Linked DNA regions of Homo sapiens: region 2 is linked to region 1. A link is an interaction called in ENCODE POLR2A ChIA-PET data of the cell type or tissue named here. Cell type or tissue: OCI-LY7. All regions are shown on one strand. Links, peaks and the distances in the headings refer to the core of each region. The heading gives the core; the rest is flanking DNA. Region 1 overlaps ATP2B2 (ATPase plasma membrane Ca2+ transporting 2). Region 2 has its middle 6.8 kb from the start of PRRT3.

Region 1 (5,374 bases), core at 270-5,269:
AGGTGTCCACCGGTGAGGAGGGGGATACCCATGGGCCAGCATCTCCCTAGCCTTTGAACTCTGCGCCCCATTCAGCTGAAGACTTTGAGATCCTTAGAGGTTGAGGGGTAGGGAGTTTGGCTCAGTCTCTGTCCAAAAGGGTCACGGGCCCTCCAGTCCATCCTGCATGAAGAGGCCACGCCAACTGGGATAGTGACTTGGCTCCCATGGCTGCCCTCTTTTACGTTCTAAGCCTCCTTTTTTGTCCCTCCTGTCGAGTGGCTACTTAATATCCCACAACAGGTCCCAAGGACCAGCTGGGTAGAGCCCAAGCCTGTCTGTCTTGTCTGAATGTGGGAAAGGACAAGGGACCACCTAGGGTAGGACTCACAGGCTTGTTCAGGCCGAGAGGGGGATCCAGGGTAACAGCATCAGTCCCTGCTGTGTCCCAGATTCCAGGTCTGAGGCAGCGAGTACCACTGGGATCCATAGCTCCGGCTGGAAGAGGCAGGCCCCCATCACAGGACTTCTGCACCAGCCATGCGGGGCTCAGTCCAGGCAGTCAGCACCTACCCTGGGCAGGCAGGGGTGGGTGCCAGCGTCTCCACCCTGTGGGCTGACCTGCATGTGTGTCTATGTGTCTGTGTGTATGCACGTGCGTGATCTGCCCCCTGCAGCCAAACAACAGGACGGGGCAGCCGCCATGGAGATGCAGCCCCTCAAGAGTGCCGAGGGCGGCGACGCTGACGACAGGAAGAAGGCCAGCATGCACAAGAAGGAGAAGTCCGTGCTGCAGGGCAAGCTCACCAAGCTGGCTGTGCAGATCGGGAAGGCGGGTGAGTGCAGCAGGTGGGAGGCAGGGGACAGGGCTCACAGGGGGACCCCAGGCAGAGCCCTGCCCCATGCTCGGCCTCAGTTACCTCATCTGCAAAGTGGGGGGCTTGAATGAGTGCCTGAAGCCCACCTTTCTCTACCACAGCACCCAGTCTGAGTCCTGTGTACAGAAGGCACTCCATTAGCACTCAGTGATACAGAAGAGTGAAGCTCGAGCAAATCCAAGGCTCTGGTAGCAGACGGCCTGCCTTCTTGTCCGGCAATGGCTGTGAGAACTTGGGAAAGTAACTTCTAGCTCTGAGCCTCTGTATCCTCATCTGTAAAATGAGGATAATAGTTGTCCCCACTTCACAGACTGCTGTGGGAGTTAAAGGAGACTCTGCATACAAAGCATTAGCACTTGGCAGGTGCAGCAGCTGGAGAGGGTGCAGGGCCTGAAGTTCCAAGCAACACAGACTTTATCCTGAGGACAGTGGGAGCCATGGAAGAGACTTGAGCAGAGGAAGACAAGAATGGGTTTGGGCTTTATCATGACCACCCTGGCCACAGTGCAGAGGAAAAACTGAAGAGGTTGAAGGACATTGCCAAGAGCCCAGGGAGAAACCCATGGTCTGAGCCCCCGCACAACAAACTGGGCATCCCAACTAAAGTGGTAACTGCAGGTGATGGCTGGTGACAGCCCCGCTGGCCCAGCTGCAAAGTGAGCCCCCGACCCTCTGGCACGGCCTAGGCTTCCCCTCCCGGGTAAGGAGGTAGCAAATGCCAAGGCCTTCCCACCTGGCTGCTCGATCCTTTGTGGCTGTCTCCCCAGCTCTAATTATAGACACCACAGCATGGGGAAGGGAAGCAGATTACAGGCTTGGCTGTCTAAATTTAAACTTGGGGGCCTGGTGACAGCTCCCGGCTAGCTGGGAGCTTGGCTTCCAGCCCCTCCGACTGTCAGACAGGGATGGAGCCGGCTCTGAGGCTCCGCAGCTGGAGGTGGGGGTGGAGAGCTATGGGCCCAGGGATTTCCTCTATCCTCTATACCGCCATCGCCACCGCCACAGGCAGAAGACTCTATGGAAACATGGCACTGACAGGGCCGGGAACGAAGCGATGAGAACAACCCCATGGCCTTCAAAGTCCTCACTCCTCTCCCTCCTGCACCTCGGCCCTGCCAAGAATGGAGTTCACAGTCAAGCACTCCTGGGTTCACAGCCCATCTCTGCCTCTCTCTTTGGCTGAATTCCCTGAGATGGGTAGGCAGGGGATCTATTGACAGGGTGCTCTCAGGTGAGACCTGCAAGGGGCACAGGTCCACGCTAGGGAAGAAGCCGGGGGCAGCTGAGATTTCCAGAGAACTCCCAGCCTCTCCCGATCCCATGGGAGCTCTGGAGCAACCCAAATCCATCCTGCCCTCCTCTGCTCAAACCTCCTCCGTGACTCCCACTGTCTTCAGGATAAAGTCCATGGCTGCCCAGAACTCTAGGGTCTGTCCTACCTCAAAGCAGATGGCTGGGCTTTGGGACTAACACGTCAGCCACTGGATGTTGGCCATCAGGTTAAGATGGGAGTGCATTCCCAGGCACTTCCCAACAAGGGGACCCAGTCACCTGAGCAGGCTCTTCCTCTGTCAGAGTCTGCGGGTGTGAGCAGTCTCCGCAGCACCTGCAGTAGCACCTGTAGCAGATGGGGGATGGGCATGCTAAACTGAAGAGGAAGCCCCAGGGGATCAGGATGGGTCCCCAGCTGCGTTCCTACCGTTACAGCATTTCTCTTGCCTGTGGCTGCAAGCAAGTCACTTCCCCTATCTGAGCCTCAGTTTCCTCATCCAAAAAAAAGCCACCTGCTGTTTCCTCTACATGGAATGTTCTTCCCTAGGTCACCATGCGACTGGTGTCTGCTCAAATACCACCTCCTCCAAGAAGCCTTCCCTGGCCACCCTAGCTAAAGTAACCACTCCCTACCCCTGTCCCCCATGTCACTTTCTATCACATCATCCTGGCCTTTTTCTTCACAATGTGTCACCATATCTGAAACTGTCTTGTTCATGTATTCGTTTTTTTGTTTCTTGTCTTCCTCCTCCTCTAGAATGTCTGCTCCTCAAGGGCAGGAACTCTTGTCTTCTTTACTGCTGTGTCCTAGTTCCCAAACTAGGAACTAAGATGTGCCTGGCGTGTCATAGGTGCTCAAAAGGTATTTGTCGAATAAATGAATAAATAAATGATACCAACTTCACGTCATTATTGTGTGAAAGCTCAATGCAAACCATTCCTCCTTTATTCACACAGTCACTCGGCACACATCTCTTGAGCACCTACTATGTGTCGAGCACATACTATTGCCGAGCACTATGCTGGGCACTTTGCATGCGTTATTACCACATTTGAGCCTTACAAAATCTTGGGGAGGAAGTATGCATCCCCATTGTACAGAGCAGGAGACTGAGGCTCGGTGAGGATCAAGGTCTCAAGAACTTGCCACAGGTCATAAAGCAAGGAGTGGCAGAGCTGGGAGGTGAGCTGGGGTCAGCCTGACCCGGAGCTCTTTCAGCCAAAGATTTGGTCCACACCACCCCCAGCCTCCACTTCCTGGAACCCCCCAAGCATGTGTCCCTCACATTGCAGGCTTGGTGATGTCAGCCATCACGGTGATCATCCTGGTGCTCTACTTCACTGTGGACACCTTCGTGGTCAACAAGAAGCCGTGGCTGCCTGAGTGCACGCCCGTCTACGTGCAGTACTTTGTCAAGTTCTTCATCATTGGCGTGACGGTGCTGGTGGTCGCCGTGCCCGAGGGGCTCCCTCTGGCCGTCACCATCTCGTTGGCCTATTCGGTGAAGGTGAGAGGGGAGGAGAGCAGGACCAGCCGGCTGATGCAGCTGCAGCTGAGGGCCTGGGGGAATCACTGGGGCTGGTGCTGGGGTTGGGAGATGAACGAAGAAGCCCCATAGACCCCCTAGGAGCTTGGAAGAAGAATGTATGCAGGACCCCAAAACTCTGACGCTTTCATAGAGTCCAGGGGCCTGTAGCAAACCAGAGAGCCATACCCTGGCTGAAGAGGCAGCTGTTATTCAGCCCAGCCACACGCCGCCTTGCAGGGGTGCAGGCCCAGCATTGCCACATTGTCACCTTTTTCCAAGAGAAGCCAGAAATCTGGACTTAATGTAGACTCTCGTGATTTTTAGACATTGATAATCAACTCAAAAATTTTAAAAAAATAATAAAGACATCACCGTGCAAGCCAGAATTCATCCTTACCCCACCAAATTTACGTAGAAGTCTGGCGGTCTCAGTCGTAGGCCCCGCGGGCAACTGTAGCGCTTGTAAAACTCATCACAGAGGTGGCTCCCTGAAGTGTGAGGGGTAAGCCAAAAACAAAAAGGAAGTCTGATTTCATAGAAGCCTCCTCCCCTTGGGAAAGAGGCTAAAAATATAAGAAATTTTAAAGCAGTTAAATGAAGAGCTGGGGTCATGAATGTTTTCCGGGGAAGCTTGGTCTGGGACCTTTCTAAGCGCTACCCTGATGGCAGAGCTGCACCTCCACCTGCACCCAGGCCATGACTGTCTGCAGTGCCCAGTCACTGCGAGTCTGACCCTACTGGGTCACCCCCAGGTTCTCACACCCGGGTCTCATTTTCTTCCCTTTGCCCCATGTTTTCTCCACCTCGAAGGGCCGGGCGTAGGGCTTCTGTTTCCCAGTGCCCCATGCCAGAATGTCCCTGCAAGGGTGGAGGCGTGGCCATGTTTATAAACGAGGCATTCACTCTGAGAAATTGGCAGAGCCTCCAGAGGGCATGGTGAGCATCAGTTTCCAAGCTGGAATTTGGGCTGGGCTCTCCGATGTAATTTCATACAGAAAAGAGATCTCTAGACAGACGCCAGAAAGTGGCAGTTCTGTGTAACAAATACGGCCCTTATCGTCTTCCTGTTTTAAGGTTCTTGAGGAAACTCCATCCCCACAAACCAAAGCCCAAACAGGCCACAACAAGAGGCTACTTTGGGACCCAGGGCCAGCAGAGGGTGACTGTTATAGAGCCACGAGTAGGGGGCCTCCACAGCCACTTCACTGAGCCCGGGGATGTCCTTGAAAGTTGCACAGAGCTGGTTTGGGAGAATCATATACAGATGCTTTTAGGCCTCTGCGCCTTCTGCAGTTCGTATCTCTGGCACCCGCTACCTTCGCTCATCTTAGGTAGTGTTAAAGTTAGGTACTTTTACAGTCACTTGATAAACTTAGGAGAGCACCCCAACACAGGAGAGGCAGACTGTGCCCTCTCTGAGCCTGGACCTGGGAGCCACCATCAAGAGCACAGAGATGACTGACCACTTAGATCAGCACTGCCCAAAAAGAGACAGAATGTGAGCCACGTGTGCAATTTTAAGTTTCCTAGTAGCAGCCAGACGTGGTGACTCATGCCTGTAATCCCCAGCACTTTCAGAGGCCGAGGCAAGAGGATCGCTTGAGCCCGGAAGTTCAAGATCAGCTTGGGCAAATAGTGAGACCCCATCTCTACAAAATAAAATAATTTTTTAAAAAAGAAGAAAAAATTCCTAGTAGCTACATTATTTTAAAAAAG
Region 2 (5,374 bases), core at 297-5,296, 420 kb after region 1:
ACCAGCCTGGCCAACATGGTGAGACCCCGTCTCTACTAAATATACAAAAATTAGCCAGGCATGGTGGTGTGCACCTGTAATCCCAGTTACTCGGGAGGCTGAGGCAGGAGAACCACTTGAACCTGGGAGGCAGAGGTTGCAGTGAGCCGAGATCGTGCCACTGCACTCCAGCCTGGGCAACAAGAGTGAAACTCCATCTCAAAGAATAAAAAAATGTGTGTGAGACTTTCCTGTCCCATTGTACTGGTAGTAAATGCACAGACCTGTCCTTGGCATCAGCGAGTCAAAAAGAAAAGCCAAGGTTGTTTTAGTAGGCTCTTTCCAGAACAGCGCACAGGCTTAGGGAGCAGTGCTTATTGTGTGTGTTTCTTGGAGTTCAATTTGGGCCAGGCTATAAATGAGAATTGCATCTCTTCCATCCACCTTGACTTATCACCTGATACTACTTAGGACACCGCAAATGTCTACTTGCTGATCATGGAATAGAACAGGGGTGTCCAATCCTTTGGCCTCCCTGGGCCACACTGGAATAAGAATTGTCTTGGGCCACACATAAAATACACTAACACTGACGATAGCTGATAAGCTACAAAACAAACAAAAAACAATGTTTTAAGAAAGTTTATGAATTTGTGTTGGGCCCCATACCAAGCTGTCCTGGGCGGCATGCAGCCTACAGGCCAGACAAGCTTGGTATAGAAAGTACCGTACAAGGAAAGCTAAATATTGACAGTCAACTGCACAACACAACTCAGAAAAATACAATTTAGATTTGAGGTGAGTAGGTAAACCCGTGCTTAGGGACAAAAGTCAGCTCGATTCCTCTGTTTGGTCTGTAAGGTGTGTGATGGGTATGTGTGTATGTGAAAGAGGGTTACTAACTGGATTAGGAATATTGCAGTTGCAGGTGACAAGCTGAACTCAAGCAATTAAAAAGGAATGGAAATTGACTCAATAACTAAAATGTCTGGTGGTTGGCTTCAGGCACAGCTGGGTCCAGGGCCTCTCATGATATCATCAGGACTCAGTTGCTTTCTCAAGTCTGCTTCTTAGACAGTTAGTTTTCTTATAGAGGCACGAGATTAGTAATCCTAGTGAAAAGAAAGCACCCCTTTTTAAAAAATCTAGGAAAAGTTAGGGTTGCATCTTAACTCATCTGCCTTAAGTCAACTGCAAATTCCAGGAACTGCTTAGCTTCTCATAAACTATAAGAACTGAAGGTATAATAAGAGTGATTCCCCAAAGGAAAACTGGGATGCTGTTGCCTGAAGAAGTGGCATGGGTACCAGACAAAAAATATCTTATCTTACCTTTAATCATCCAAACCATCTGGAATGTTCCCAACAGGAGGTGCTGTCCCTGTCCTTGGAAGTAATTGCGGTCTGCAAACATTTGCAGGATTTCTACAGTGTGCTCAGGGCCATGCTAGATATTTTCAGATCTTTCTGTTCATTCAACCAATAGTGAATTGAGTGTTGCCAGGCACTGCATATGAACAAGACACAGTCACAGACCTTAAAAACTCAGACTGCTAGACCAACCTGGCTAACACGGTGAAACCCTCTCTCCACTAAAAAATACAAAAAAATTAGCCGGGCATGGTGGCGGGTGCCTGTAGGCCCAGCTACTTTGGAGGCTGAGGCAGGAGAATGGCGTGAACCCAGGAGGTGGAGCTTGCAGTGAGCCGAGATTGCGCCACTGCACTCCAGCCCGGGCGATAGAGTGAGACTCCATCTCAAAAAAAAAACAAAAACCAAAAAACCTCAGACTACTATAGTACATGCTGTGACAGGGACGATCCTAGGGAGGCCATGGGAACATCCTGCAGGTCATCCAGTCAACCCGAATGCTCAGGGAAGGCTTCCCAGCAGAAACATCTCAACTAAGATGTGAAAGATCATGAGGAACTTGCCAGAAAAAAATATACAGACTGTTCTAAACAGAGGTAACGGTGTGCACAAAGTCTCAGAAGCAAAGATGTTGGTGTTTTCATGGAACTGAAACAAGACCTGCATGACCCTGCAGTGTAGAGTATGAAAGGACTGATAAACATTTGGATTGTACACTTAAAACGGGTGAATGGGGTGGGGTGCGAATTATAGCTCACTAAAACTGCTTCAGAAGACAAGATGAGGAGGCAGCACTAGGGCCAGATGGCAGAGGAGCTTATAAGTCATCCCTCAGAGGCGGAACTTCATCCTGATGATGGCAGCAGGAAGCCTTTGTAGGGACTGGTGTGAAGGGATTTGCTGCTGGGCAAGGAATGGAATGGAGGGGCAGAAGTGGGTATGGAGAGCACTGGAGTGAGAGTGAGATGGTAATGCGGTCAGAGGAGAAGGCGCAGCATTGAAGTCATGTCCATGATTAGCTCCTGCTTTCTCACACTCACTGTGTTGCTTTGCAGAAGACAGTTTCCCTCTTTGGGCCTCAGTCTCCCCACCAGTCACAAGGCTACTTTGGAAAAGTCTGGCAGGTCCTCAAAAGTTTTAATGTAAAATTTCCATATGACTCAGCAGTTCCACTCCTAAATAGATATATACCCAAGAGAAGTGAAAACATACTGGCCGGGCATAATGGCTCATGCCGGTAATCCCAGCACTTTGGGAGGCCGAGGCAGGCGGATCACGAGGTCAGGAGTTCGAGACCAGCCTGACCAACATGGTGAAACCCCGTCTCTACTAAAAATACAAAAATTAGCTGGGCGTGATGGCGCGCCACTGTAATCCCAGCTACTCGGGAGGCTGAGGCAGGAGAATCGCTTGAACCTGGGAGGTGGAGGTTGCAGTGAGCCAGGATCATGCCATTGCACTCCAGTCTAGGCAACAGGGTGAGACTCCATCTCAAAAAAAAAAGAAAAGAAAACATATGTCCAGATCAGGTGCGTTGGCTCATGCCTGTAATTCCAGCACTTTAGGAGACCAAGGCAGGTGGATCGAGCCTCCTGTAGTCCCAGCTACTCAGGAGGCTGAGGCAGGAGAATTGCTTGAACATGAGAGCCAGAGGTTGCAGTGAGCTGAGATCGCACTACTGCACTCCAGCCTGGGCTACCGACTGGGCCACAAAGCGAGACTCTGTCTCAAAAAAAAAAAAAAAAAAAGAAAGAAGAAAAAGAAAACATGTCTACACAATTATGTATACATGAATATTCATAGTAGCCACAAGGTGGGAAACAACCCAAATGTCTATCAGCTAACAGATGGATAAATGAAATATGGTATAGCCATACAATGGCGTATTATTCAGCAGTAAAAAGAATAAAGTACTGACCAGGTGCAGTGGCTCACGCCCGTAATCCTTGCACTTTAGGAGGCTGAGGTGGGAGGATTGCTTGAGGCCAGGAGTTCAAGACTGGCCCGGCAACATAGCAAGACCCTGTCTCTACAAAAAATAAAGTTATCTGGGCATGGTGGCGTATGCCTGTAGTCCCAGCTACTCAGGAGCCTGAGGCAGGTGGGTGGTTGCTTGAGCCCAGAAGTTGAAGATTACAGTGAGCCATGACTGTGCCACTGCACTCCAGCCTGGGCAACAGATTGAGACCCTGTCTCTAAAACAGTAAAATAGGTTAGGCACAATGTCTCATGCCTGCATTCCAAGTACTTTGGGAGGGTGAGGCGGGAGGATCACTTGAGCCTGGGAGTTGGAGACCAGTTTAGGCAACATAGTGAGGCCTCACAAGAAAATGAAAAAAAAAATCAGCCAGGCATGGTGGCACATGCCTGTAGTCCCAGCTACCGAGGAGGATGAGGTGGAAGGATTGCTTGAGCCCAGGAGGTCAAGGCTGCAGTGAGCCATCATTGCACCACTGCACTCCAGCCTGGAAGACAGAGCGAGACCCTGTCTCAAAACGATAAATAAATAATAATAAAGTAATTATCACTATTTTACCAGAATTTTTTTTTTTTTTTGAGACAGAATCTTGCTCTGTCACCCAGGCTGGCGTGCAGTGGCACGATCTTGGCTCACTGCAACCTCTGCCTCCCGGGTTCAAGCGATTCTCGTGCCTCAGCCTCCCGAGTAGCTGGGATTATAGGCGTGCACCACTGCATCTGGCTAATTTTTGGATTTTTAGTAGAGACGGGGTTTCACCATGTTGGCCAGGCTGGTCTCGAACTCCTGACCTCAGGTGATTCACCTGACTTGGCCTCCCAAAGTGCTGGGACTACAGGCGTGAGCCACTGCCCCTGGCCCAGAATTTTTTAATGTATCTCCCAAAATCACTTTTTTGTGGGAGGGGAGGGAGCAGGGAAGTTGGATATTTTCAAAGTAAATCACAAGTATGTCATTTCACACATAAGTCGTAGGTATCATAACAGATATGGAATTTTTTACACATAACCCACAAGGCCATTATTTCACCCGATGCAAACATGCTTATACCTTAATATGTCCTAAGACTCAATCTGTGTTCATATTTCCCTAATTGTCTTAAAATGTCTTTTCCACAGTGGATTTATTTGACTGAGGCTCCCAACGAGGCCCCCACGTGGCATTTGGTTGCTATATCTCTTAAATCTCTTATGTAACAGTTTTCCCTCCCTCCCTTTTTTTTCAAGACATTCATCTGTCGAAGAAACCATGTTGTTTGTTGTCTCTGTAGAATTCTGTGAATCTCTGAAAATGTTATCTGAATGGGAAATTAAATCTTTCAATTGTTTTTCACTTTAAGGAAAGATTAAGGGGAATGAATTAGTGATAGATGCATGGAAAATTAAGCAAATGAAAAACCAAGCAGTACTTACTGCAGGAGAAACAATGTCTGGAGAGGGAATTATTATCCTCACAGCACACTTCTTGAATCAGCTTGAATACTTGTTTCACAGTTCTAGTATTGTAAATGCAGAATAATGATACCAAAAAACTACAGAAAAATATGGAAAGTAATAGAAGAACTACATTTTCATATTATCTTCATAGTAGTCAATAGATTAACCCCCAAAACTGAAAATAATTAACATTAGCCGCATAAATCTGATGTGAAAATAGGATAAATACCAGAAGAAATAACCAGAAGTACCAGAAAGACTTGACAATAATTACTTCCAGAAAGTGGGAATTGAGAGTGAAAGGGAATGGGGTAAGGATCTGCTGATTTTAAAGTGGCATCAGATTTCACACACAAAAAAAATAAATAACTCTTGGCCAGGTGTGGTGGCTCACGCCTGTAATCCCAGCACTTTGGGAGGCCAAGGCAGGCAGATCACTTGAGGTCAGGAGTTTGAGACCGGCCTGGCCAACATGGTGAAACCCCATCTCTGCCAAAAATACAAAAATCAGCCAGGCCTGGTGGTGCATTCCTGTAGTCCCAGCTACTCGGGTGGCTGAGGCAGGAAAACGGCTTGAACTCAGGAGGCGGAGGTTACAGTGAGCTGAGATT

What was found. Peaks named below come from ENCODE experiments on the same cell type or tissue, not always from the same donor. Only the 100,000 strongest peaks of a DNase experiment are listed, where the experiment ranks them.
Region 2: POLR2A ChIA-PET joins it to region 1 with 5 read pairs; 2 of 35 experiments call an interaction of 5 or more read pairs at or near these places.

What each region holds. Positions count from the first base shown.
Region 1 is chr3:10,373,693-10,379,066 of GRCh38, reverse strand. It overlaps ATP2B2 (ATPase plasma membrane Ca2+ transporting 2), which reads left to right. Exons shown (of 23, transcript NM_001001331.4): 10 at 657-815; 11 at 3,423-3,637. Among named protein-coding and RNA genes, the nearest start is that of MIR885, 18 kb to the left of the region's middle. In OCI-LY7, for the core only: no CTCF peak of the experiment used is centred there; a DNase peak (open chromatin) is centred at 2,506; H3K4me3 peaks cover 1,026 bases; H3K27ac peaks cover 2,240 bases.
Region 2 is chr3:9,956,506-9,961,879 of GRCh38, reverse strand. No RefSeq gene overlaps it. Among named protein-coding and RNA genes, the nearest start is that of PRRT3, 6.8 kb to the right of the region's middle. In OCI-LY7, for the core only: a CTCF peak has its summit at 4,488; no DNase peak of the experiment used is centred there.